Regions from separate parts of the Homo sapiens genome. Here region 2 is linked to region 1. The links are chromatin loops, found by intact Hi-C in ENCODE. Cell type or tissue: heart right ventricle. All regions are shown on one strand. Each heading gives the region's core, and the rest is flanking DNA. Links, peaks and the distances in the headings are about the cores only. Region 1 has its middle 45 kb from the start of LINC01987. Region 2 overlaps TNRC6C (trinucleotide repeat containing adaptor 6C).

Region 1 (12,439 bases), core at 1,802-9,801:
CCCCCAGGCCAGTCTGTCATCTCTTGGACTCATCTGTCTAAAGGAAAGAGGCCAGTGGGGGCAACTGAGGCTCATCTCTGGCCGGTTCTCAGCTTTCAAAATCTGCTGTTGTTGAGTCAAGGGTTATATGGGGCCGAGTTGTGCCTCTCTCAAGTTTAAGGAACAAAAGGGAAACATGACAAGGGCTTCACCCAGCCACTGCCTACTCCAGAAGGAGTATCAGGATCCCCTGTTGTTCCCCCAACACTTGGGCTCTGTATTAGTCAGGGTTCTCCAGAGAAACAGAACCAATAGGATAGATGGATGAATAGATAGATAGATGATAGATAGATAGATAGATAGATAGAGAGATAGATTAGATATAGATAGATAGGTAATAGATATAGATAGATAGATAATAGATAGGCAGATAGAGATAGGCAGACAGATAATAGATAAGTAGATGGATGGATGGATAGATAGATAGATAGATAGATGTAGATAGATAATAGAAAGGCAGATAGACAAGTAGATAGATAGATGGTAGACAGACAGACAGCCATATAGGCAGACAGACAGGCAGGTAAATGATAGATACATAGATAGATAGACAGATAGATGATAATAGATAGGCAGATAGAGAGATAGACACACAGATAGATGATAGATAGATGATAGGCAGATAGACAGACAAGGGGATAGATAGGCAGACAGGCAGGCAGACAGGCAGATGATAGATTAGATAGATAGATAGATAGATAGATAGATAGATAGATAGATAGACTTCTTATGGAAATTGGCTCATGCAATTATGGAGGCCAAGAGTTCCATGATCTGCCATCTGCAAGCCCCAGAACCAGGAAAGCCAGTGGTGTGACTTAGTCCAGGTCCAAAGGCCCAAGAACCAATGGTGGCACTGGTGTAAGTCCTGGAGTCCAAAGGCCCAAGAACCAAAAGTGCCGATGTCCAAGGTCAGGGAAAAAATCGATGTCCCATCTCAGGGACAGAGAGAGAGAGTCCGCCCTTCCATTTCCTTTTTGTTCCATCCGGGCCCGCAGCAGATTGGATGATGCCCATCCACACTGGTGGGGGCCGAACTGCTTCCTCCAGCCCACTGACCACCCTCACAGACGCACCCGGAAAGGCATGCTTTCCCTGCTGGGCACTCCTCAGCCAGGCCAAACTGACACGTAAAATAAACCATCGCCAGCTGCCTTCCCTGCAACTCAAGCTGGAGATCCCCCACCTCTGGGTTCTGTTCTTGGACCGCTGTTTGCCTGGAGGAGGGAGATAGAGCGAGAAGAGAGAAAATGGCAGGCTCCATACCTGTTTGCACTTGGATAATGCAGTGGGCTGTGTGTGCAGGGAGGAGTGCCAGCCAGGGCTGTTTGTTCTAGGAATGGTTAATCCCTGTTCAAATTTATATCCTGAATCTTTAATGCAACTATGTCAATGAAGAGTCGGCAGCATTGCTCGGCACCGCTGGCTCTGACTTGCAGAGTACTTAACTCAAGCGTGAGGAGTTCCGAAGGTCCTCGAACACATTGGGATCCCACCCTCCTCCCATACACACTCACACATCCAGGAACCCTGGAAGGCTGGCCTGGGGGAGAGAGACAGATCAGAGCAATGCAGGGCCGGATTTTGTAAGTGGTGATGCTGACCGGCATCTGCCTCCTGTTCACTGTGTAGAGAAATCACACTACGTGGCTCCGTGTAGGGACCTTGCTTGGTTTCAGTTTGCAAGTATTTATTTAAAAAATAAGTTCTGGTGTTGGCCAGGAGTTGAATAATCTCAAGAAGCCGACTGAGAGCAGTACAGACTGTGTAACCAGCTACACACTAACTGTAGGGGGGTGTGGCAGCCTGAGCTCTGGGCAGAGGCAGGAGAGCCAGGAGAAGCTAGCAGCCAAGGGCTCCTGGGCAGGACTGTCCCCTCTAACTGGAGAGGAACCTCTACAGGGCCCCGCAGTATGCACTGGTGAAGGTTCCATGGCCAGGTCTCCAGTGAAACGGCCCTGATTTGGAGCGTGTGCCGATTCCCAGGTGTAAACGGTCCCCTGGGGCTCATTTCCAGCTGTCAAGGTGAGGTCACACACCTGTGCAGGACACCTGCAGCACACCACCAAACCAGCAAGCTTTTATGTTACTCTGAAGTTTTATTCTCTTTTCTGCTGAGCCGCAAGCAGAAGAAATAGAAAACTTGGAAGGAAAAGCAGGGTCCTTCACCAGAGGAACAAGAAGCAAACAGCAAAAACCTTTGCCTGCAAGTGAAAGGGCCAGAGGGCTGGCCAGAGGCCACCTGCAGGGACAAAACCACCTGGGAGCCCCAGACATCCCCACTCAAGTCCAGGCTGGCCCCAGCCAGGGGCAGCAGGGCTGGGGGTGCTGACCAAGGTCACAGCTCAGGTGGGAGTGGGTCCATGGCACAGGGAGCCATTCCTAAGGGAAGATCCCAAAGCTGGTGTCTTCACAGAAGAATGGTGGGAGCTGTTTCCTCATCTGTAAAATGGGGTGATAGCACATCCCCTTCAGAAGGCTGTCGTGAGAATTAAACGAGCAGGTGACTTGAAGTGCTTGGCAGGATGCCTGGCGCATACTATGAGCTCATGCAACAGGGACCCAGTGGTACAGATGCCAGCGGTGTGTGGTGGGAAGGCCAGCTTGGGAGTAACTAGAAGTGGACGGGACCTGTCTATACCATGGGCCCGGGGAGGGGAGGCACACACCACAGCTGTGGGCATCTGCTCGGTGGCTGAAGAGTTGATCTTCAGCAAGGACAGGGAGGAAATCAGGGGATCTTTGCGGAGCTGGGAGCATGGCCTGAGACTTGGAGGACAGGAGGACTGAGACCTGCAAACCCACAGCAGCGGATGGGAAGGGATCTCCAGAAAAACAAAACGCGGAGATGGGCGTGCTGGACTCTTTCTCACTCACTGCTTCTCCATAGGGTGCACTGGACTCTTTCTCACCCACTGCTTCTCCGTAGGGTGCTCTGAGGCAGTGATAGCTGCGGTTCATGAAGTCTTGACCACTTACTGGGCCAGTGTTTCCCAGACGCATTCCCTGGAAGACAGCAGCCGTTAGGTCAATAGGTGTCACCAAAACAGGTTCCACGACTAACGCCAGCCTGCCTCCTGCCACAGCTTCCCTGAGAGCGTCCCCAGCCCTTCTGAGCCTCAGCCGAGTGACCAGGGCTGCCGAATTAACGGGTGCTAGTGAACAAATGCCCTTCTCAGATCTCACGCTTACATTTTAAGCTGGGTCTCAGTGGGCTTGCCCAAAGGAATAAAGAATTGGCAATTTTGGGCAGGCTGAATCTCTGTGGCAGGGACCTATTAAGGTGGAGTCTTTCCAGTCTCTTCAAATTATAACACCCTAGTAAGAGGTCATGTCGCCCATGCAGGAAACGTGTGCCCTCTCTCTCTCTCCCTCCCCTGTCTTCCTCTCTTCCTCTTTCACACTCCCTCTCTTTCTCTCTCTCCCGTCTTCTCTCTCATCCTTACCTCCCTCCCTCTGTCCCTTCTCCTCCTCTCCTTTCCTTTCCCCATGTTCTGGAACTGAGGAATCCCTAGAGCCAAGCAGTCCCTGACTGACAGCTGACTTGGTGATGCAGGTGGAGACTGCAGCAGGGGGGGCTGGATGCGGTGCTGGGGGCAATGGGCCTGCTGGGTGCGTTGGGCGGGATGATGCCCAGGTTGGCAGGATCACCGTGAACCTGGATGAGTGGATCCCTGGGCGCCCACTTCTCCGAGGGAGGGCTGGACGCCTCCTCCTGTCTGAGGTCAGGGCAGCAGTCTTCCCAGCCCCAGGATTCTCAAGCCCATGGTGGCCTCTCCTGGTCTGATTCTCACCTCGCCTACTCACTGTGGGCCCCAGGCAGAGGCCCAGGGAGAATTTCTTCTCACCTCTGACGCAGACCCCGAAGGACTGAGGACAGCACCCCCACTGCGTCATCTGATGACGCAGGGAGGGAGGGCTTCCCCCAGCCCACCCCCGGCTGCAGCCGACCCTCTAGAGCCTGCCCCAGCCTGCCAGGCTCCATCCCCTGAGACCAGCCTTCAGCAAGCGTGGGACGGCTCAGCCCAGGCACCTCGTCAGCATGACTCAGTGCTAAATGATCAGATGAAATGGGCCTTCCCAAGGCCCAGCTGGAGGTGATGAGCTTCAGCAAGGAATTTGTTTTACCTCAAACTGGGATGTTTAACCCCAGGACAGGAAAAAAAAAAAAAGAAAGAAATCCCTGCTCACTGCCTTCCCTGGTGATTTCCCTGTGTGTGTGGAGGGGCTGAGTTGCTGGGCTGTTTGCAGGGACAGTTGGATGGAGCTAGATTCCGTGGCGGGAAATGGTATCTCTTGTAGCCACTTAAGACAGGGTGAGCCCTGAGCAAGGCAGAGGCTGGGGTCTTCCCCTGTGTGGAGGCTCCCGGCATCTGACGCCTCTGATGTCAGGAAGGGAGCCCGGCCCACCACAGCGGGACCCAAACCTCCATCACGTGCCCTGTGGAGGCACTGAGTGCAAGTCGGTTCTGGCTGGGACGAGTGAAGGTGGAATGATGCCCTGGTGAGATGCGAGCTGAGCCCCGGCTGCACCCCTTAGCAGCTGTATGACTGACAGAAGGTTCCCCGATCTCCCCAGCCTGGGGTTCCTCATTGCAAAACAGGGTCCCAGACTCCCAGGTCTGTTGCGAGGGCTTCTCTCGGCACAGAGCCTGGCACATGCCGGGTGCTTGTAGGGGGCCTCAAATGGAGTCAAGAGATGGAGAAAGACGGCTGGACTCCGGGGCAAGCCAAGGTCAAGGGGTCAGGAGTTTCTCCTGAGGCTAAAGGGGACCCTAACAGGGCACAGGGAGATAGAGATGTCTGCTGAGCTGGGGACAGGACCGGGCACCCTCTCAGGGGCCCTCTCAGGGGCCTGGGGAGACAGACGGCCTCGGCCTTGGGGCTGACAGGGCTGACACGGCAGAACACAGCCTGCGCCTCCCTGGACCCACCTCAAGTGCTGGCCCTCATATCTGAGGCTCCTTCTTCTTTGCACGTGGTCTCTCACTCAGGATGCCTGAGGGCTGGAGCAGGTAACCCCAAGGTGACCCTGGGGTCTGGCGATGTGGGTCCTGGTCCCACCTCTGCCTCTTCCTTGCAGTGAGATCTTGGGCACAAGACAACCCCAGAATGGAATGGGTCTAGGAGCGAGAATGGGGTGGGACGGGCATCTTCCAGGGGAGCTCCAACCTGGGCAGCCCCACCCAACATGCCCCAATCCCCAGGATTCAGGGCCTTCCCTCCCTGCAAACATCATTCTCCTCGCAGGCTCACAGGCTCGTTACAGGCTAATCCCAACCCAGCCTCAGGGCCTCAAGGGCAAAGGGAGGGCAGACAGGCTCCTGCTCCAGTCCTGGCTCCTGTGTGACCTCAGGCAAGTCACATAACCTCTCTGAGCCTCCAGGTCCTACCTCAAGGAAAGGGAATAATGAGCTCTTCCATCCAAGGCTGCTGTGGCAATGAAATGTCACATGTCATGTAGTTTTAAATAAGGTCATGTGTATAAAATGTGCGGGTGCTAGGAGCCACCCAGCACATGCTGGTTCCTTTCCTGTCCCTGGACCTAACTCTGATCCCAGACTGCTGAGTTCTTGGAGAACGTTATTCCCTGGGTTGCAAGCCACCTGCCCATCCCAGGCCTGTCCAAGGTCCCCCAGGGCTTTGTTCTACCAGGCGACTGAAGGCATTCCCCTTCCTGCCCCCATCTGCCTGTTCCCAGGCCCTCCAGATGAGGCCGCTGTCTGCCCTCAACCCGCCCACAGCAGCCCGGCCCCTCCTAGCCCGCGTTTGCAGGGCTTGGTCAGCCGCTGTGTCTGAGCCTGCTGGAATCTCAGATCCCTCTCCCCTTATCCCATGTGACTCAGTCTCCTTCCACCCATGGAATCTCCTCCTATCTCTCCCTGTGTCTATCCTCACCCCCTGCCTTGTGTAGGGTGGGAGACTGGAGTCCTGCCCACTGCTTCAGACCTCTCGTCCTGGAAGGCAGCCCTCTGGCTGGGCCCTGCCACCTGGGGCCACATCGGATTTTGCTGCATCTCCAGGGACCACCCTGCCCCCCTCACTTCCCTTTTCCTCTTCCCACCAGGATGCCCTGATCCCCCTGCCCAACCCAGAGTCTGGGCTGTCCCCAGCCAGTCCCAGCTACGGGTTCCCAGTCTCCACTCTCCCCAACCCCTCTCCAGCAAAGGCCAGCTCTGCGCTTCTCCTCGCTAGAGCCTTGCCCTTCAGGCCCTCTTCTGGCCGAGATTCACCCAGCCTCCACCCCTCACCTGGGTGAATGGCACCTCTGGCCTCACAGTTTGGGTGTCAGATTCTGGAGTCAGGTGCACAGATCTCAAAGCCTGCCTCTGGGCCACTGATGTGCTGAGTGATCTTGGGCGGGTCCACCCTCCCTTGCAGACCTTCAGTTTCCAGATCTGATAAAGCAGCAGTGATTATGCAGCTGAGTCGAACAATTAGAGTTTGAATTGCAAGAGTTCCCTTATGCTGGGATTTTCTGCCTCTGTCACCCCTGAGACAGCAAGACCAACTCCTCCTCCTCCTCCTCCTCTTCCTCCTCCTTCTCCTCCTCGGTCTCCTCAATGTGAAGACAAGGAGAATGAAGACCTTTATGATGATCCACTTCCACTTAATGAATACTAGACTTTCTCTTCCTTATGATTTTCTTTTCTTTTCTTTTTTGTGATGGAGTCTCACTCTATCACCCAGGCTGGAGTACAGTGGCGTGATCTTGGCTCACTGCAACCTCTGCCTCCCGGGTTCAAGCAATTCTCCTGCCTCAGTCTCCCAGATAGCTGGGATTACAGGGTCCCGCCACCACACCCAGCTAATTTTTGTATTTTTAGTAGAGATGGGGTTTCACCATGTTGCCCCAGCTGGTCTTGAACTCCTGACCTCAGGTGATCCCCCACCCCCAGCCTCCCAAAGTGCTGGCATTACAGGTGTGAGCCACCGCGCCCAGCCTCCTTATGATTTTCTTAATACCATTTTCTTTTCTGTAGCTTATTTTATTGTAAGATTGCAGCATATCATACATATAACATCCAAAATATGTGTATTAGCTCTTGGTGCTATCAGTAAGGCTTCTGGTCAAAAGGAGGCTCTTAGCACTTACATTTTGAGGAGTCAAAAGTTATACCCAGATTTTCGGCTGTGTGGAGTCAGCACTCTAATCCCCACATTGTCCAAGAGTCAACTGCACAACCTCACAGAGCTGTCGTGGGACTGAACAGGACACCATACATCAAGGGCCTTGCACACAGTGAGTTCAATCCACTGAGGTTGGGCATGATAACCCCCAGGGTGGCAGACACAGCCCCGATACACAAATCCTGTTTGGGGCCCTGCCACCTTTTTCCCGAGACACCAGCTGTTGGGCGTCCTCTGCTTCTGACGGGCCCCGTTGCATTCTGGCTTGACAAATGCCAGCTTTTGCCGAATCTCCCGCTCTGGGACGGGGGACATCACAGTTGAGCAGTTGGAACAGAGAAGAGTGTTTGAAAGGGCATGCGGTATCTGGGCCATGGAGGAGGAAATGGGGCATTGGTGGGTGGGATGGCAGGGCTGCCAGCATCTGACCCAGGAGGCTGGGAGGAGGCTGCTGTGTGAATACACGCTCGGCCTCTCACAGTGGCTGCCGCCGCATTAGCCCCTTGTGCTTCAGGGAACAGAGCATCCGTGATGGATGAGACTTTAATTAAAGTAATGAGACATTTATAATCGCGGTTATCTCCAAAATTAGGCCTTTTAGCAATTATTCCTGGGGAATATTCCTCCGGTAGATAGCTCCCTTTTTAGAACAACGTCGGGGGGTGGTCTGTACCTGAGAGAGATTTTCCCAGCAGGCCCTGGGCTGTGACAGGTCAACGATGAGGTTTCCCTGGAAAACAGGACGTGGCTTCTGCCTCAGGTTTCTCTCCAGAGGAGCAAAAGTTCGATGACCCTGGGCACCTAGTCAGGTCATAGGACACTTCTAGTGCCCTCAGAGAGGGTGCCTTTGGGCTCAGAACCTGAAGATCTGGGTTCAAGTCCTGACTTTACAACCTTGCTGTTGCTGAGACTGTTTGCCAAGTGGGATGTGATGGTTGATACTGAGTGTCAGCTTGATTGGACTGAAGGATGCAAAGTATTAGTCCTGGGTGTGTCTGGCAGGGTGTTGCCAAAAGAGATTAACATTTGAGTCAGTGGGCTGCAAAAGGCAGACCCACCCTCAATCTGGTGGGCGCCATCTCATCAGCTTCCAGCGAATATAAAGCAGGCAGAAAAACGTGAAAAAGCGAGACCGGCCTAGCCTCCCAGTCTACATCTTTCTCCCGTGCTGGATGCTTCCTGTCCGTGAACATCAGACTCCAAGTTCTTCAGTTTTGAGACTCAGACTGGTTTTCCTTGTTCTTCAAACTTGCAGACAGCCCATTGTGGGACTTTGTGATTGTGTCAGTGAATATTTAATAAATTCCCCTTTATATCTATCTATCTATCCTATTGGCTCTGTCCCTCTAGGGAACCCTCACTAATACACGGGATGAAAAGCACACGGGCTGAGAGGCGCCAAAGCCATAAGGTCTGTGAAAGTACTTTGTAAGGTCTCAGGCATCAGGCCCCAATATGTGACCATCATGTGTTCCTAACAGCAGATTCCAGAACATTCCTCTTTAAACTCCAGGACAGTCCCTTCCCTAGGGTAGGGCTTTGCCCCCAGAACTACTCATTGTCTGGGTTTCCAACACTGTTCATGGCCATTGATTAAAAAAAAAAAACAACCCTCTCCCTCTCCCTCTCCCTCTCCCTCTCCCCCTCCCCCTCCCCCTCCCCCTCCCCTTCCCTCTCCCTCCACGGTCTCCCTCTGATGCCGAGCCAAAGCTGGACGGTACTGCTGCCATCTCGGCTCACTGCAACCTCCCTGCCTGATTCTCCTGCCTCGGCCTGCCGAGTGCCTGCGATTGCAGGCGCGCGCCGCCACGCCTGACTGGTTTTCGTTTTTTTTTTTGGTGGAGACGGGGTTTCGCTGTGTTGGCCGGGCTGGTCTCCAGCTCCTAACCGCGAGTGATCCGCCAGCCTCGGCCTCCCGAGGTGCCGGGATTGCAGACGGAGTCTCGTTCACTCAGTGCTCAATGGTGCCCAGGCTGGAGTGCAGTGGCGTGATCTCGGCTCGCAACAACCACCTCCCAGCCGCCTGCCTTGGCCTCCCAAAGAGCCGAGATTGCAGCCTCTGCCCGGCCGCCACCCCGTCTGGGAAGTGAGGAGCGTCTCTGCCTGGCCCCCCATCGTCTGGGATATGAGGAGCCTCTCTGCCTGGCTGCCCAGTCTGGAAAGTGAGGAGCGTCTCTGCCCGGCCGCCATCCCATCTAGGAAGTGAGGAGCGTCTCTGCCCGGCCGCCCATCGTCTGAGATGTGGGGAGCACCTCTGCCCCGCCGCCCCGTCTGGGATGTGAGGAGCGCCTCTGCTGGGCCGCAACCCTGTCTGGGAGGTGAGGAGCGTCTCTGCCCGGCCACCCCGTCTGAGAAGTGAGGAAACCCTCTGCCTGGCAACCGCCCCGTCTGAGAAGTGAGGAGCCCCTCCGTCCGGCAACCACCCCGTCTGGGAAGTGAGGAGCGTCTCCGTCCGGCAGCCGCCCCGTCCGGGAGGGAGGTGGGGGGTCAGCCCCCCGCCCGGCCAGCCGCCCCGTCCGGGAGGTGAGGGGCGCCTCTGCCCGGCCGCCCCTACTGGGAAGTGAGGAGCCCCTCTGCCCGGCCAGCCGCCCCGTCCAGGAGGGAGGTGGGGGGGTCAGCCCCCCGCCCGGCCAGCCGCCCAGTCCGGGAGGTGAGGGGCGCCTCTGCCCGGCCGCCCCTACTGGGAAGTGAGGAGCCCCTCTGCCCGGCCAGCCGCCCCGCCCGGGAGGGAGGTGGGGGGGTCAGCCCCCCGCCTGGCCAGCCGCCCCGTCCGGGAGGGAGGTGGGGGGGTCAGCCCCCCGCCCGGCCAGCCGCCCCGTCCGGGAGGGGGGAGGGGGGGTCAGCCCCCTGCCCGGCCAGCCGCCCCGTCCGGGAGGGAGGTGGGGGGATCAGCCCCCTGCCTGGCCAGCCGCCCCGTCCGGGAGGTGAGGGGCGCCTCTGCCCGGCCGCCCCTACTGGGAAGTGAGGAGCCCCTCTGCCTGGCCAGCCGCCCCGTCCGGGAGGATGGTGGGGGGGTCAGCCCCCCGCCCGGCCAGCCGCCCCATCCGGGAGGTGAGGGGCGCTTCTGCCCGGCCGCCCCTACTGGGAAGTGAGGAGCCCCTCTGCCCGGCCACGACCCCGTCTGGGAGGTGTGCCCAGCGGCTCATTGGGGATGGGCCATGATGACAATGGCGGTTTTGTGGAATAGAAAGGCGGGAAGGGTGGGGAAAAAATTGAGAAATCAGATGGTTGCCGGGTCTGTGTGGATAGAAGTAGACATGGGAGACTTTTCATTTTGTTCTGTACTAAGAAAAATTCTTCTGCCTTGGGATCCTGTTGATCTGTGACCTTATCCCCAACCCTGTGCTCTCTGAAACATGTGCTGTGTCCACTCAGGGTTAAATGGATTAAGGGCGGTGCAAGATGTGCTTTGTTAAACAGATGCTTGAAGGCAGCATGCTCGTTAAGAGTCATCACCACTCCCTAATCTCAAGTTCCCAGGGACACAAACACTGCGGAAGGCCGCAGGGTCCTCTGCCTAGGAAAACCAGAGACCTTTGTTCACTTGTTTATCTGCTGACCTTCCCTCCACTATTGTCCTATGACCCTGCCAAATCCCCCTCTGCGAGAAACACCCAAGAATGATCAATAAAAAAAAAAATAAAAAAAAAAACAACCAATCAACAAACAACCTCATAAGCCCAGCAGACCGTGAAGGCCCCAGGAACTCAGGGCAGAAGTTAGCAATGTGGGTTCTGCCCTCGTTGGCCAGAAAGGTGCGGTGTGGCCATTTCACTTCCCTCGCTGGGCCTTGGATTTCCTTACCAGAAACATGATGGTCATAGTCACTGGCCAGTTGACTGCCCAGAGGTGGCACAAGGATGAAATGCAATTGGACTCAGAGAACCGTACCATGAGCCTAAAGCATCTCATCATTCAACCCCACAAATCTCAGGACAAAGTCAGTGCTCCACGGCGTCCATCCCCGGCTCCTCCCTCCCTAACTGGCAGAGACCAGAGGGACACACACGTGCCTCAAGTTCACACAGCAACATGGAACACCCAGGCCTCTCGTTTTCTGAAGCTTTTCCACCCCTCCAAACCTTTGCTATAATTATCACCACTGCAACTTTTAACTAAAACTGATTAAAAGTTTACCACGTGCCAGACACTATTTTAAGCATTTCTCCTGCATCATCGCATCAAATCCTCATAGTAACTCTGTGAGAGTTGTTATTGTTGTTGTTTCTGTTTCACAGACACAGAGGAGTTGAGAGATTTCCCCGAGGTCACACGGCGACGTGGACCCAGGTGTACGTCCCTTGCAAAGCTCGTGCTCTAACCATGACACCACACTGCCTCTGGCCCTGATGACTCTTGCAGACACTCTGACGGTTTGGTCCCAGTTCCTGGTTGGAGGGGGACCCCTGATAAACAGGGGTCACTGCTGATCTGGCCTTTCTGGAATTCTGCAGGGTCTGCCCTCACTTCCCTGCCACTCACCCTCACCCCACCCCCAGCCTCTCTGCTGTTTGCTGCTGTACCGCACAGCCTGTTCACCCCAGGATCTGCCCCTTCCTCTTCCAGGGTTCCAGGGCTTCCCAGAAGTCAGGCTTCCATTCCCGCAGGAAGGGTGCAAACAGGCCAGTTCCTGCTGTGGGGAGGAGTGGGTGCCACAGTCCCTCAGATCACTAATCTATTCGATCCTACTGTGTGCCAAGTGCTGCTCTAGGTGCAGATGAACAAGCCAGGTGGGGCCTGCCCTTGGGGAGCCTGAGGCCAATGTGCCCGAAGGGTGCCCAGTGCCCTACAGCCCGAGACAGACCCTGGCTGCATGAGGCTGCCCAGCACTGCACCCCAGGAGACAGGACAGCAGGAGAGCAGGAGTTGGACGCCCGCCTGCCCATCCAGCAGCAACAGGCACTGGGAAAGGGTGAGGCCCTGGGGAGAAAGAAGGCAAGGGAGCCGGGCAAGCAGCAGGCAGGAGAATCACAGAGCAGCTGTGCCCAGGAGCCCTGGCATGGGGGCCATGGCCAAGCAGCTGTGGCTGCTTCCTCTGTGTCTGTCTTTGTGGCCCTGGCCGGGATGGCGCTGGACCCCAAGAGGCTGCCTAAGCCAGTGGGCATGGCCTCCTTAGGCAGCCTGGGTGATGAAACGGACCAGACCCCTGGGTGTGGGCATCACTCTTGCTCTGCCAGGAAGAGGCAGAAGGACCAATGGCAGCGGCAGGGGTGGATTCTTGCCCAGCAACAGCTGCCAAGACTCTGGGTCCCGGAAGCAGCCCCTCCCT
Region 2 (12,439 bases), core at 1,834-9,833, 240 kb after region 1:
ATCTGGCTATAACCATCAAACTTGAACTATGAATTCTTATTTAAAAGACTAATGCCGAACTGAAGCTAACTGGAAATATATGTTTTTTGAATAACTTAATATAATATGTAGCATGCTTTCCTACCCTCCCCCAACAAATTTGAAAATTAGATTTCTAGGAAGTCTGCTTTGTAAAATTACCACTGAACAGAAATTTTGTTCCTGGCTATCTTTTCAAATTCTGACCTGTGATATCTTTGGGTCATTTTCTTTTTAAGATTCAGGCCAAGTGAGTACGTTTGTGTGAAACACTATGCTGCCAACATTCATACCCCCATCCTACCCTGATGTGATCATGGGAACCACGTTTTCTCTGCAGCCAGGAGATACACTTTTATTCAGCCCCGGGGGTTTTCACTCAAATAGTTGATTCACTTTGGCTTTCATCAGTTTCTTCCTCTTGACTCCCCCTTGATTTTCCTCTATGCCTCTAAGTCTGCAAACCCTCCAGTGGGGTTGACATCCTGCACTCCTAAGGAGTCTGGGCATGTTTCTAAACCTGGAGGCCTTTTCCTTAGTTGTCTCAGAGTGTTGGGTTGTTGTTGTAGTCAACTTTTTCTTATTTTTCCCTCCTGTGATGAAAAACAAAAGTTATATATTCTGATTGAAAATAATTTGAGATTATCTAAAGAGAAATTAAAGTTCACTCGAAATTCCTCTGTCCTGAGATATTTACCCATTAACAGTTAGCCATCCTTGAATGCATCTCTCTATGAATTCATATACATAAATATATATTTATATGGACTCTCCACTGCTCCCCCGCAGTTAGCACTCCTGGATCCCTATCCCTTCAAGGAGCTGCACCAAGCAATTTGAAAACCTCTGTGGGAGCCTATTCATAAACTAGCCCTTTGTAAATTCTGCTGAATATCGTCTTTGCGTTGGTGACCAAAGAAAGAGACAGCCGAACACAATTACCTGTTACCTTAGTGAGACCCTAGATGCTCTTATACTGGGGGAAAAGGGAATCAGATATAATCCTGTTGCCATTAACTTGTGCATTGTAGCTCTCTGTGGAGTAACTGGGGTCCAAGTGTCACTTCAGACTGGCATGGGTTTTATGACCATAATGAGTAATCAGTTTTCTTTATTTTTGGCACTGCCCTTAATTGAGGCACAGGTAATAATAGCTTTATTTGTGATATGATGACCTTGGGAGCCTAAGTTTTCAGTATTGTTTTCTGGGTGTTTTCATGGATTGAGTGAGGGTTTTTTTAATGATTAACTATGATAATTTTCATAAATGTGAAAATTTAATTCAGTGCTTTTAGCCAGATTTGTTTAACTTCATAAAGTAGATGTTTTCATACAAAAAGCTCAAAGTTAATCTTACCATGTATGAAAGTGAATACCTTCATGACCCATTATGGTTCATGGTCCATATCATTAATGAATTATGTTTTTGTTTTTTTGAGATGGAGTTTTGCTCTTGTTGCCCAGGCTGGAATGCAGTGGTGCAATCTCGGCTCACTGGAACCTCTGCCTCCCAGGTTCAAGCAATTCTGCTGCCTCAGCCTCCAGAGTAGCTGGGACTACAGGTGCGCACCACCATGCCCAGCTAATTTTTGTATTTTTCATAGAGACAGGGTTTCACCATGTTTGCCAGGATAGTCTTAATCTCCTGACCTCGTGATCTGCCCACTTCGGCCTCCCAAAGTGCTGGGATTACAGGCGTGAGCCACTGCCCCTGGCCTGAATTATGATTTTTAAGTCATATACATCTGAATTTATACTTTTTTTGAGAGAGAGGGTCTAACTCTGTTGCCCAGGCTGGAGTGTAGTGGCACGAACACAGCTCACTGCAGCCACCACCTCCGAGGCTCAAGTGATACCCCAACCTCAGCCTCCCAAGTAGCTGACTACAGGTGCATGCCACAGTGCCTGGCTAATTTTTGTATTTTTTTATACAGGCAGGGTTTCGCCCTGTTGCCCAGGTTGGTCTCACACTCAAGCAGTCCACCCACTTTGGCCTCCCAAAGTGCTGGGATTACAGGCTTGAGCCACCAGCTCAGCCCAAATTCGTACATTTAATTAGTATCCTAATCTTGTTTATAAAGAGTATAATTTTAGTTTTGCAGTGAGGTATTAAACTTTACCATGCGTTCAGTTTGTAATTGGTAAACAAAACCTCTAGGTGCTTTTGTTAATAATGTAAGTCAGTTGAAGCCATAGTCTTCCAGTAGTCTTCAGTTGAGTGATGGAGGTTTTAGAGTCACAAAGTATTGGCAGTGTGCTTAGGCTCATTCTAAACATATAAAGTTTAATATCAATCAGAATGAAAAGTAGTAAGAATTGAGGTTTATAGCATATCTTCCCAATTTTATAGTCACACATAGAAATATATGTTTTTCATATGTTTTTTCTACAACCACATAATGGGGCTGGAGACATGAGTATTCTGTATTTGTTGTCAGTATAATTATTAATTTTAGGAAGGAACTTAGACACTTAGGATGTTTTCAAATAAGGCTGAAGGAAATTCCTAAGAAATTGATTGTATGAGGTATCTTTAGGGGATGGCATCTTTTAGGTTTGAAATATTAGATATGTCTTTCTTTAGCTATGTTGCTTTATATTTAAAGTGTTTATTTTACTGTTAAATTCCAGGGGGAAATATAATAAACATTAATTTTTTTCCATGGAAACAAAAAAAATATTAAGATGAGACATTTTAAAAATATATAGGTTATTCAAAAGGGTAAAAATGTATTGCCAGAACCTCTGAGTAGGTACATGAACGTATAAGTTCTTGAACAAATTGTGAAACAAAGGAAGTGAGCCTAGCGGCAAGGAAGCGGGGCGCTGTGCTCCGGGGGCGCCTCCCGAGGGCACTTCTCCTGAGTCTCAGATAAAGTGAAAGTTCACATCTCTGTTTCATATAACTTTTCACTAAAACTTTAAACATAAAGGCAGTTTCTAAGTTTAGACAAAGTTACAGTTTATAACTCTAAAGGATGCTGACAGTCTGCTGTCTAAAAAATAATTTGTTTACCCAGACCAGTTTCTTTTCTGTGTTTTTTTAAAAACAACTTTATTGAGTTATTGTGGACATTATATTTAAAGAGAAGAAATAGATAAGTGTTGGCATATATTCACCTGTTAAACCATCACCATGATCAAGATGACACCCATCATCCCTGAAGGTGTCCTTGTGACCTTTTCTGATCCATCTCCTCTGTCCCCACCCTACCCCCATCTGTCTCTAGGCAAACACTGATCTGCTTTCTGCCACTATAAAAGAGTTTTTATTTCTAGAACATTGTATTGAGGGACTCCTACACTGTGCACTTTGGCTCCTTTCACTCAGTGTATTGCTTTTGAAATTCATCCATGCTGTAGTGTGTATCAGTAGTTCATTCCTTTTTATTGCTGAGCAGTGTTCCATTGTGTAGGTGTATCACAGCTATTTATCCTCTTCATTCTCCTGTTCATGGACATCTGCGTTTTTCCAGTTTTGAGCTATTGAGTAAAGCTTCTTTTAACATTTATGTACAAGTCTTATATGGCTATATACTTTCATTTATCTTGAGTAAATGTATAATAGTAAAATGGCTATGGCATATGATAGGTGTATGTTTCATTTTTCAAGAAATTGCACACAGCTCTTTCCCAACGTGTTTATACTGTTTCACAGTTCTGCATCTTCACCAATGTGTGGTATGGTCATCTTCATAATTTTAGCCATTCTAATAGGTATGTAGTGGTATCTCATTACACTTTTAATTGGCATTAACCTAATGACTAATGTGGCACTTTATTTTAATGTGCTTATTTGTCATCTTGGTGAAGCGTCTTTTAAAGTCTTTTGCCCATTTTTCATTGTTATTTATTTTCTTTTTCCAGATTGGTTTCTGATACTAAATTGGCCTCTAGAGTTGGGCAGAAAGACTCATCGCTACAGGTTGTCTACATGCCTCAGTCATTGCCCTTCTATGTGTGTAGTTACTTGTAAATAGTAATATCAGAAAATATGCACTTTCAAATAGAATCACATTTTATCTAGCTTTTAGCATAACCAAAGATTACATTAATAAATGAGCTAAATATTAGTCACATTTTGCTACCTAGAGATGGCTAGTTAATTCATTAATTAACTTAAACAGTTAATAAATACCTGTTAGATGGCAGAGATCAGTTCCCTGTTCTCAAAGAAGGAAACTACAGACACTGGGTTCTCCTTGAGGGTGGAGGGTGGAAGGAGGGAGAGGAGCAGAAAAGATCAGTGTTGGGCACTGGGTTTCATACCTGGGTGATGAAATAATCTGTACATCAAGCCCCCCATGACATGAGTTTACCTGTGTAACAAACCTTCATATGTACCTCCTAACCTAAAATAAAGGCTTTTTTAAAAAAGTTCCCTGTTCTCAAAGAGATATTTTAGTGGGAAGAGCCAGGCAGATAAGCAAATATATGTATATGCAAATGAATGCAATAAAATGTTCTGGGCATTGTAACTGCTTTATCTCAGCCAGGTGTCAGTAGGTCAGTATAAGCATTTCATGGCCAGTGGCGGATAGGGAGCCAGTGCTTCCAGGTATGAGAAGTCAGGCTCTAAGGAAAGTACAAAAAAGAAATTTTACAATGTTGGCAGCAGAGGAGCTGCTGAGTGAGGTGGTGGCCAGTGCAGTGAGGACCCAGCAGATGGTCAGTGAAGTTGGTTGTGATTTATCTATCTCACACTTTCTACCTGAAAGGATTTAGGTTTGGTCATCTTTTCATCAAATATTTGCATCTCTATAAGAAAAGATAACTTGTTTTTAAAAGTAAGTGAGAGAATTGGGAAAGGAAAATACTGATATGAATGAGGTAAGTGCATACAAGAGCTGGGCCACTCCCAGTTGTGCCCTAAGTTTGCTATGAAAGCAAGGACAAGGAGGGGTTGCCTTATCCCAGTCATCTTAAACCCGTCCATCAGGTCATTAAAACTGAGCACCCTTACCAAGCTATTCTACCCAAAAAAGAGTTGAAACTGTTTTTCAGCTCTTTTGAGAGAGGTGGAAGGTGGGAAGCTAGCTCATAGAGTCCTTGAACACCTTCCTAAGGACTTTAGATCTTCTGGACCAGAGAGGGAGCCATTGGAGAGTTTTAAGTAGGAGAGTGACATCATGAGATTTGTGCTTTAGAAAGATCACTGAACCTGCAGAATTGAAGACGAATTAAACAGAGGAGGAGAGAGGGCTGGAGGCAGCAGGTACAGTTGGATCAGTGCATAGGTCAGACTCCAGCTTACTAGCTAAGTGGCGGGGGTAGACAGGGAAGGGTAGTGATGATTGATAGAGTAGGCAGAACTTAGAAACTAACTGAGCTAACTAATCATTTGATCCAGCAGATATTTATTGAGCACCTGCTATTTGCTTGGTACTGTGCTGATTGCTATGGGAAGAAAATGTTAAAATAGAGATACACTTCCCACTCTCATGGAGCTGAGTCTTATGAGGAATGGACATAAATCTCAACCACAGTGATACATGTATCCTTACTAACTGGGATGGTGACTGTGTGACAGCATCAACAAAGGAGCCCAAACTTGGCAGGAGTTGTGGAAGGTATCATTGAATCTGAAGGGTGAGCAGGACCCAACTAGGCCAGGGAACACTCCTACATAGAGAGGGAACAGCATCTGTAAAGAGCCTGTGGCCGTATGGAGTATGACATTTTCCATGAACTAAACAAACAGGAAGCTATGAAATAGCAGGGTATGAGGTGAGGCCAAAGTGAGAGATGGGGATTGGTTCACTATGCGAGGCATCAAAGAGGAGTTGTGCTCTTTTGCCTAAGAGAATAAGAAGGCTTTTCCAAATCAGTTTGAAATAAGGCCAATTTCTCTCCTCCTGCACCAGCCTTGTCTTACTAAATGTTGGAGTAGTTTAACTTTGGCTCCCTCTTCTGGCGGGTTGTAGGATTCTGCACTTTTGGAGAGAAAATACCTAAGATTACTGCTATTTCCCAATTTATCAGTCCTGGGAGAACACATTTGAGACATAATTCCACTTAAATCTTCTGTGTTTCATGAGATTTAGGATTTGCCATTTGTTCTGAGAGCTCATTTAGTTCAGGATGATTTAGCATGAAAAGAGATGTGGTCAAGAAGGAGTTAAGGGAACTGACAAGCTCTACACCCAGTGGACTTTCTTTGCCTTTAATGTTTTGTCCAGTGTGTTGCCTCACTTGGAGAGAGTTATGATCAATGTTACATATGAGAAGATTACAGGAGAGCCAGTAGGCATTAATGCTGTCTTGATTACTCAGCTTTAACATATGCTCTTAGCGGCATTTTCTAAATTGATCTTCTAAATAAGCCTGTTGTTTAAAAAGAACTTAGATGTGCTTGCATATATGATACATAGTACATTTTCTTACAGCAGGAATATCCAAGGGCCAAAACAAAGTAACCTTTTAATGAAATGATTCTTACTGTTTGTAGTCATTATTAAAATAATTTTGCTTTCTTTTAACATTCATGTTATCTAGTATGTGATGTATTGAGAGTGGCATTTGGTACCTTTTAGAGAGGTAACTGTAATATGCTAGAGTAGAAAATACCTCTGAACGGCATTTCTCATTAGCAACAGACACTAAGTTAATGTAGTTTGTAGTTAATGAGTCTGTGCTTGTTTTGAGTTGGGCTCCAAATGTTGCCACGGTGATAGATCAGCCAGAAGCATCCACTGAACAAACAGAAGGCACCACTTTGTATCCCTCCAGGACTGCTGATGAGCACAGCAGATGGACCCTCCGTACTCAGAGCTGTCTTCTGCTCGCATCTCATTGTTCTAAGGCAACTTCTCGCCACAATGTTTGCTGCTGTATAGGCTGCAGAAGAAATTGTAATAACAAAAATATTCCTTGGAATCACTGATTATGTTGGCACAAGAGAATAGTTCTCTTACATAGTCACATTTGCAAACAATCTTATATTTGAGTAAATTTAAAATGTTAAGAAACTCTGAATCTTTGAATATTTATTCTGAAATGACTAGAATTACTGCTTGATTTTTGACAATTTTTTTCATTGTGTGGGGTGTCCATGCATAAGAGAAGTTCTATGCTTTATCTTACAAAAGCTTGTTTCTTAAGTTCTGAGATGACATCAGTCATAGGACATATCATCTATTCAATAACGTCCTGTTGACAGAGGTGGAGCATGAATGAGGAAACCTTGTTGTATTTATACATCAATTGTAAGGGGCATCCAAATTTCAGAAAGAAGATGTGTTAAAATGTGTGGGTTAAAAATGTCCCTCCCAGTTAGCATTTTTACCTATAAAAAGTTAGTTTTAAAATATACTGCTCTCATCCATTTCACACCTACTTGTTATTATACTTTAGGCTAATGGTGGCAGCCCACGGGATTCTAATTGAGGATCCTTTTAACAGTAAATGCCATTACTGGGAAACAGTGGTATACCTAGCTCATACCACATACTGTGATGTTGTCTAGGTAGATGGAAGATTTAAATGTACTACTTGGGCCAGGCACAGTGGCTCAGCCTGTAATCCCAGCCACTTTGGGAGGCCGAGGTGGGCGGATCACCTGAGGTCAGGAGTTCCAGACCAGCCTGGCCAAGATGGCAGAACCGCATCTCTACTAAAAGTACAAAAATTAGCTGGGCGTGGTGGTGGGCGCCTGTGATCCCAGCTACTCGGGAGGCCAAGGCAGGAGAATTGCTGGAACCCAGGAAGCGGAGGTTGCAGTAAGCCGAGATCATGCCATTGCACTCCAGCCTGGGCAACAGAGCAAGACTCCATCTCAATAATAAATAAATAAAACTCCTTGCTAAAAAAGTCTATATGCTCTTAACCAGATTTCGGCTGAAGAATATAGAAACTACTCTAGCTGTTATAAGCAGAAATGGGTTTAAAATATGGAGGACTGGGTGCGTATAAAATCACTGAAAGGGCTGAAGGGGGTAAACTCTAGGCTGGGCCTTCAGAAATGACTCCCCAAAGAGTTCCCTGAAGAGCTGCTACCTCCAGGAATAATTGAGAGGCCCTATTGGCTCTCTTGACTTCTAGAGCACAGTGCCACTGCCGCAGACCAGGGGTCAGGAAGCGGCACTAACACTGTCTCTCTCAGCCACAAAAGGAGCGATTGGGAATGTGGCCCCTGCACAGAAACTGCCACCATCTCCAGTACTGTGCTTACAGGCACCCACAGCCAGTACCTGCCAGGTCACATGCACTCACATGTAACTGGGGGAACCAGATCCCTAGCCTCAGCTCTCCTTGCACGGAGGCTGCATAAGCTGTGTGCCAGGCTTGTCAGTCCTGCACCAGGTGTGCCTGTGGTGGTGGGTGGGAGAGACCATTTTAACTACTTGCTTTGTAAACATTTAAAATAATGGGATGGCTGTTCATTAACATTCATCTAGCGCCTAACACTTTCCAAACTGTTGGAGATATGGGAACCAAATTAAGGGGGGTGGTTTAGAACCAGAGTAAGATCTAATCCTCCATTCCTGAGTACAGCTGTCATTACCTCTTCTAAATTGCTGCAGTCTCTGCCTGCCTTCCCTTCTTTAGGTCATTCTCTGTGGTTCCTCCTTTAACATGATTATTTAACTTCTGTGGCTTCCATTGCTTCTGAGAGGAGGAGGATTATTATACTATAAACGCTTACTGTGTACTAAGTGCCAGTCACTGTTCTAAACCATTCTTTACGTAGATTAGCAATCAATCCTCAAGGAACTCTCTCAGTAAGGGATTCTTAGCTCCCTTTTATCCCCCCGCCCTTGCCCACATGTTATGGATGGCATGACTGAAGGATGGAGAAGCTAAGTAATTTATCCAGGATCCCCAGCAAAGAAGTGGCAGAGCTGAAGTTTCAACCCCAAGGCCATACTTGTAGCTACTGCACTCCCTCTCAGGAGAAGTGTATGGAACTGATAAACCCCCAGTTCTGAATGGTGATGATCTTTGCTGGGGGAAGGTGGAGTATACAGTCAGGGAGGGAAAGATAGGTGGGGCTTTGGTGGAATGGGGACATTTTATTTCTTAAGCTGGAGATTGGCTCCATGGAGATTTGTTGATTATTTGGTCTTTATGCCTTTTTAAAAATGTCTTAAATATTTCTAAATAAATTTTTAAAGAAAAGACTGTGTTGGTAGTTATGACTTGGGTGATTGAATAAGATAGAAGCACCTCAGCGTGCTCCCACTCCTGCTCTCCTGCTCTGTTCAGACCAGGGTGAGGAATGTAAGGTGGATCATAGGGAACTTCTTTTCCCATGTTGCATTCCTGCTCAGGTGGCGGAGCTGAACAAGGAGGGCACCGCTGCCTCCTCTCCCAACCACATGGCTCTAGAGTCTGCACAGGGTCTCAGAGACCTCAACAGCTTGAAGTGCTTGTTGAGCTTAGGTAACCCATGACTGCACAGCTGTTCAGCTCACCATGGGTTAACAATTGTAGCAACCTGTCTCTAGAGTTTCTCTCTGAAACTGGAGGCTCCAGGCTTCTCCTAGTGTGGCAGCCAGGCAGGAACACTGAGGAGTATCCATCCATGGAACCACCCAGTGCTCTCCCAGCTATAGGTCAAGTGATACAATCCAAAATCCTTCCAGGGTCTCTGCCTACCTCTCCAGCCTCCTGTGAAACAACCCTGCTAGGCTTCAGCCCCCGAAGGCGAGAAGCTCTTTTCCATTTCAGGGCCTTCCCATGCACTGTCTAGGCTGGTGGGAGTGAGTTTGTAGGTACGAGGTGCGCACACATACACACAGACATACTCTACCTCGCTAACCCTGACATACTTTTTCAGGCTCTGCTTAATTGTCACTTTCTCAAAGGAGCTTTCTGAATCCCTAAATTAGGTTATCTTGTCCCACTGTTCCTTTTATCATGCTTACAACAATGTGTAATTTTCTATTTGTGAAATCATTTTAAAGATAATGTCTCTTCTACTATATGATAAACTATAAAGACAGGAACCATATGTGTGTATATATATGGTTTTTGGTTTTTGGTTTTTGTTTTGTTTTTTTGGTTTTTTTGAGATGGAGTCTTGCTCTGTCGCCAGGCTGGAGTGCAGTGGCGCAGTCTCGGCTCACTGCAACCTCCACCTCCCGGGCTCAAGTGATTCTTCTGCCTTAGCCTCCAGAGTAGCTGGGACTACAGGTGTGCATCACCACGCCCGTCTAACTTTTGTATTTTTTTGAGTGGAGATGGGGTTTCACCATATTGGCCAGGCTGGTCTCGAACTCCTGACCTCGTGATCCGCCCCGCCTCGGCCTCCCAAAGTGCTGGGATTATAGGCGTGAGCCACCATGCCCAGCCGGAACCATGTTTTTTTATATAATACTCAGTATTCACAGTGCCTGGCACAGAATAGGAACCCATTAAATATTTTCTAAATAAGGAGAGGATAGGTGGGGATATTGACATGTTTGGGGGGGTGGAGCAAATGGTAGGCAGATTGCATGGGAAAACAACGAGTTTGAGCCCTTATTTACCGTGCTTTCCTTTTTTTGCAGCACTTTACACCTGGTGAACCATGTATCTTACTTACACATCAAGTTTATTATTGATCCTTTTTCTCTACTAAGATGTGAGCTCCACAGGGCCAGGGATCTCTCTTTTGTTCCTTGATACAGCCCCAGCCTAGAGGAGGCTGAGCTGTAGAAAACCTCTGTATTTATTGAATGAGTGAGTACTGTCTCTATAAACTAGAAATCCAGGCCATAGATTGAGAGAAGCTGGATGGCATCAGGATTCCAGAGTGCAGGAAAAGTTTTAAGCAGTTACAAGAGGGGGGTTTTGGCAGTCCATGTTAGGTTAGTAAGAGGAATTCTTGGTGGCAGCAGGTGCTTATGCTAGTGTTAGTAGGTAACAGAGCTCATTGCTGTTTCTGAGACTACATGTGGCAGTGTCAGGCGGTCTGGAAATGACTGAAGGTTGGGATGATACAGAAGTATGGATAGCAAGCATAGTGAAAGGAAGGAAGGTCGGGGGCCTCGGCTGTTACAGATGACGATATTGAAGTGACTGAGCATGATGAGACTCAAGCCAACTAAAATGGCTAGGAAAGAAGCAGAGAGAATGGGGTTGCAGCCAGGACTTGAAAAGGCTCAGACCCTAGCAAGGGTAGACTGGAGGCTAACGAGGCTGGGTCAGCAAGGCAAGTTCCTTCTGTCTTGGTATCTTAGAGATGACAATGTAGTAGAAAAGTCTGAAAAGGAGCTCTTTCAAAATCAAGTTCTCCAAAGTCTGAAGGGACAGCAGCCTGAACTTTGTGTCCATACTGTAGCCTGTCATTTTAGAAAAAGCAAAATGTGGGAATCTCTCTATTTGGCCCTGTTATGACAACACTACCTGAAAATTTTAGCTGAAAGCAGAAAATCCTTGGAAAGAAAATTGTTTTAAAAGACTGTTGCTTTCTTATATAAAGAGTTACCATCTACCTTTTCACCAGCAGATGTCACCCTCATTTAAAAAACAAAAGGCAAAAGCTTACTAGGCAAAGAGTAACCAAAATTTCCATCTTGCTGAAAGTTTTTTAAAATTATATATGTAGTTATTAAATGGTTGCTATCTTAATATTTCTTAAATAAAACAAATGATTTGTTGAAAAATCATAAAGAAACTAAAGTTCCCATTGCCTTCCTGTATTCTCCTGCTGCATGAAAATGCTGATATGCAAAAGGGTAGGTTCCCATGTGAGTCCTTATCTGTGAGGTATGGCCCTAGAGTCAGGTCTTTTTGAAGAAGGGGAATGTCAAGATTGCTTTGATGCCCTGGTTTTTTAGACAGTAATAGACCCATAAGTGAGGATCTGAAAAGAGTTTATGGCTAGACAAAAAAAGAAAATGCCCATTTAATTTATCTGTGTTACAAGAATAGATCCAGATTTTGAGATCTTCCACTTATCCCTTCAGATTATTAAGTGGCTGCTTGATTCAAAGATCCAAAAATTACTGGCTTAAGTCAGAAGGTTTATCACTGCATAATATAAAAGAGACCCAGAGGTGTACAGCTCAACTGGGTCAGAATTCCGCATTCCTCTGTCTGTTGCTTTGCTGAGTGAGGCTTCTCTTCCCTTTTCTTAGGGTCCAGGATGACCTGTAGACTACCAGCCATAGCATTAGCATTGCAAGCTGGAAATATCACTGTGAGAACAAGTACGTGGGTAAACTGAGTGTGCCATGCTTGCATTATACTCCGGGACCCTTGGTCTTTTTATTAATTGAATACATGCTTTGTGGCATTTTTTTCTGTTTGTAAAATAATGTGCTAGTACTTTAGTGTAGAGTAAATAGTTGTAAGGGAAATTCTCCCACCTGAAAAAGCTTGTGATCTGTCACAACTTGTAGTTTCTCAATCTCTGTTTCACTTTCAGTCTTTATGAAAACAGGTAATTATTTAGCGGTTTCTGAGAAACTAGCTTAAACTTTATCCTTTCCAATAA

The links. Peaks named below come from ENCODE experiments on the same cell type or tissue, not always from the same donor. Only the 100,000 strongest peaks of a DNase experiment are listed, where the experiment ranks them.
Region 2: a loop joins it to region 1, with 7 times the contacts of the local background. A loop is called at or near these places in 64 of 110 quality-filtered maps.

What each region holds. Positions count from the first base shown.
Region 1 is chr17:77,766,842-77,779,280 of GRCh38, forward strand. No RefSeq gene overlaps it. Among named protein-coding and RNA genes, the nearest start is that of LINC01987, 45 kb to the left of the region's middle. RefSeq lists enhancers at 2,332-2,832, 3,180-4,035 and a silencer at 8,372-8,572. In heart right ventricle, for the core only: a CTCF peak has its summit at 5,744; a DNase peak (open chromatin) is centred at 5,770; H3K27ac peaks cover 546 bases.
Region 2 is chr17:78,008,118-78,020,556 of GRCh38, forward strand. The region is part of intron 3 of TNRC6C (trinucleotide repeat containing adaptor 6C); the gene reads left to right. Among named protein-coding and RNA genes, the nearest start is that of TNRC6C, 56 kb to the left of the region's middle. In heart right ventricle, for the core only: a CTCF peak has its summit at 5,930 (motif pointing left); a DNase peak (open chromatin) is centred at 5,914.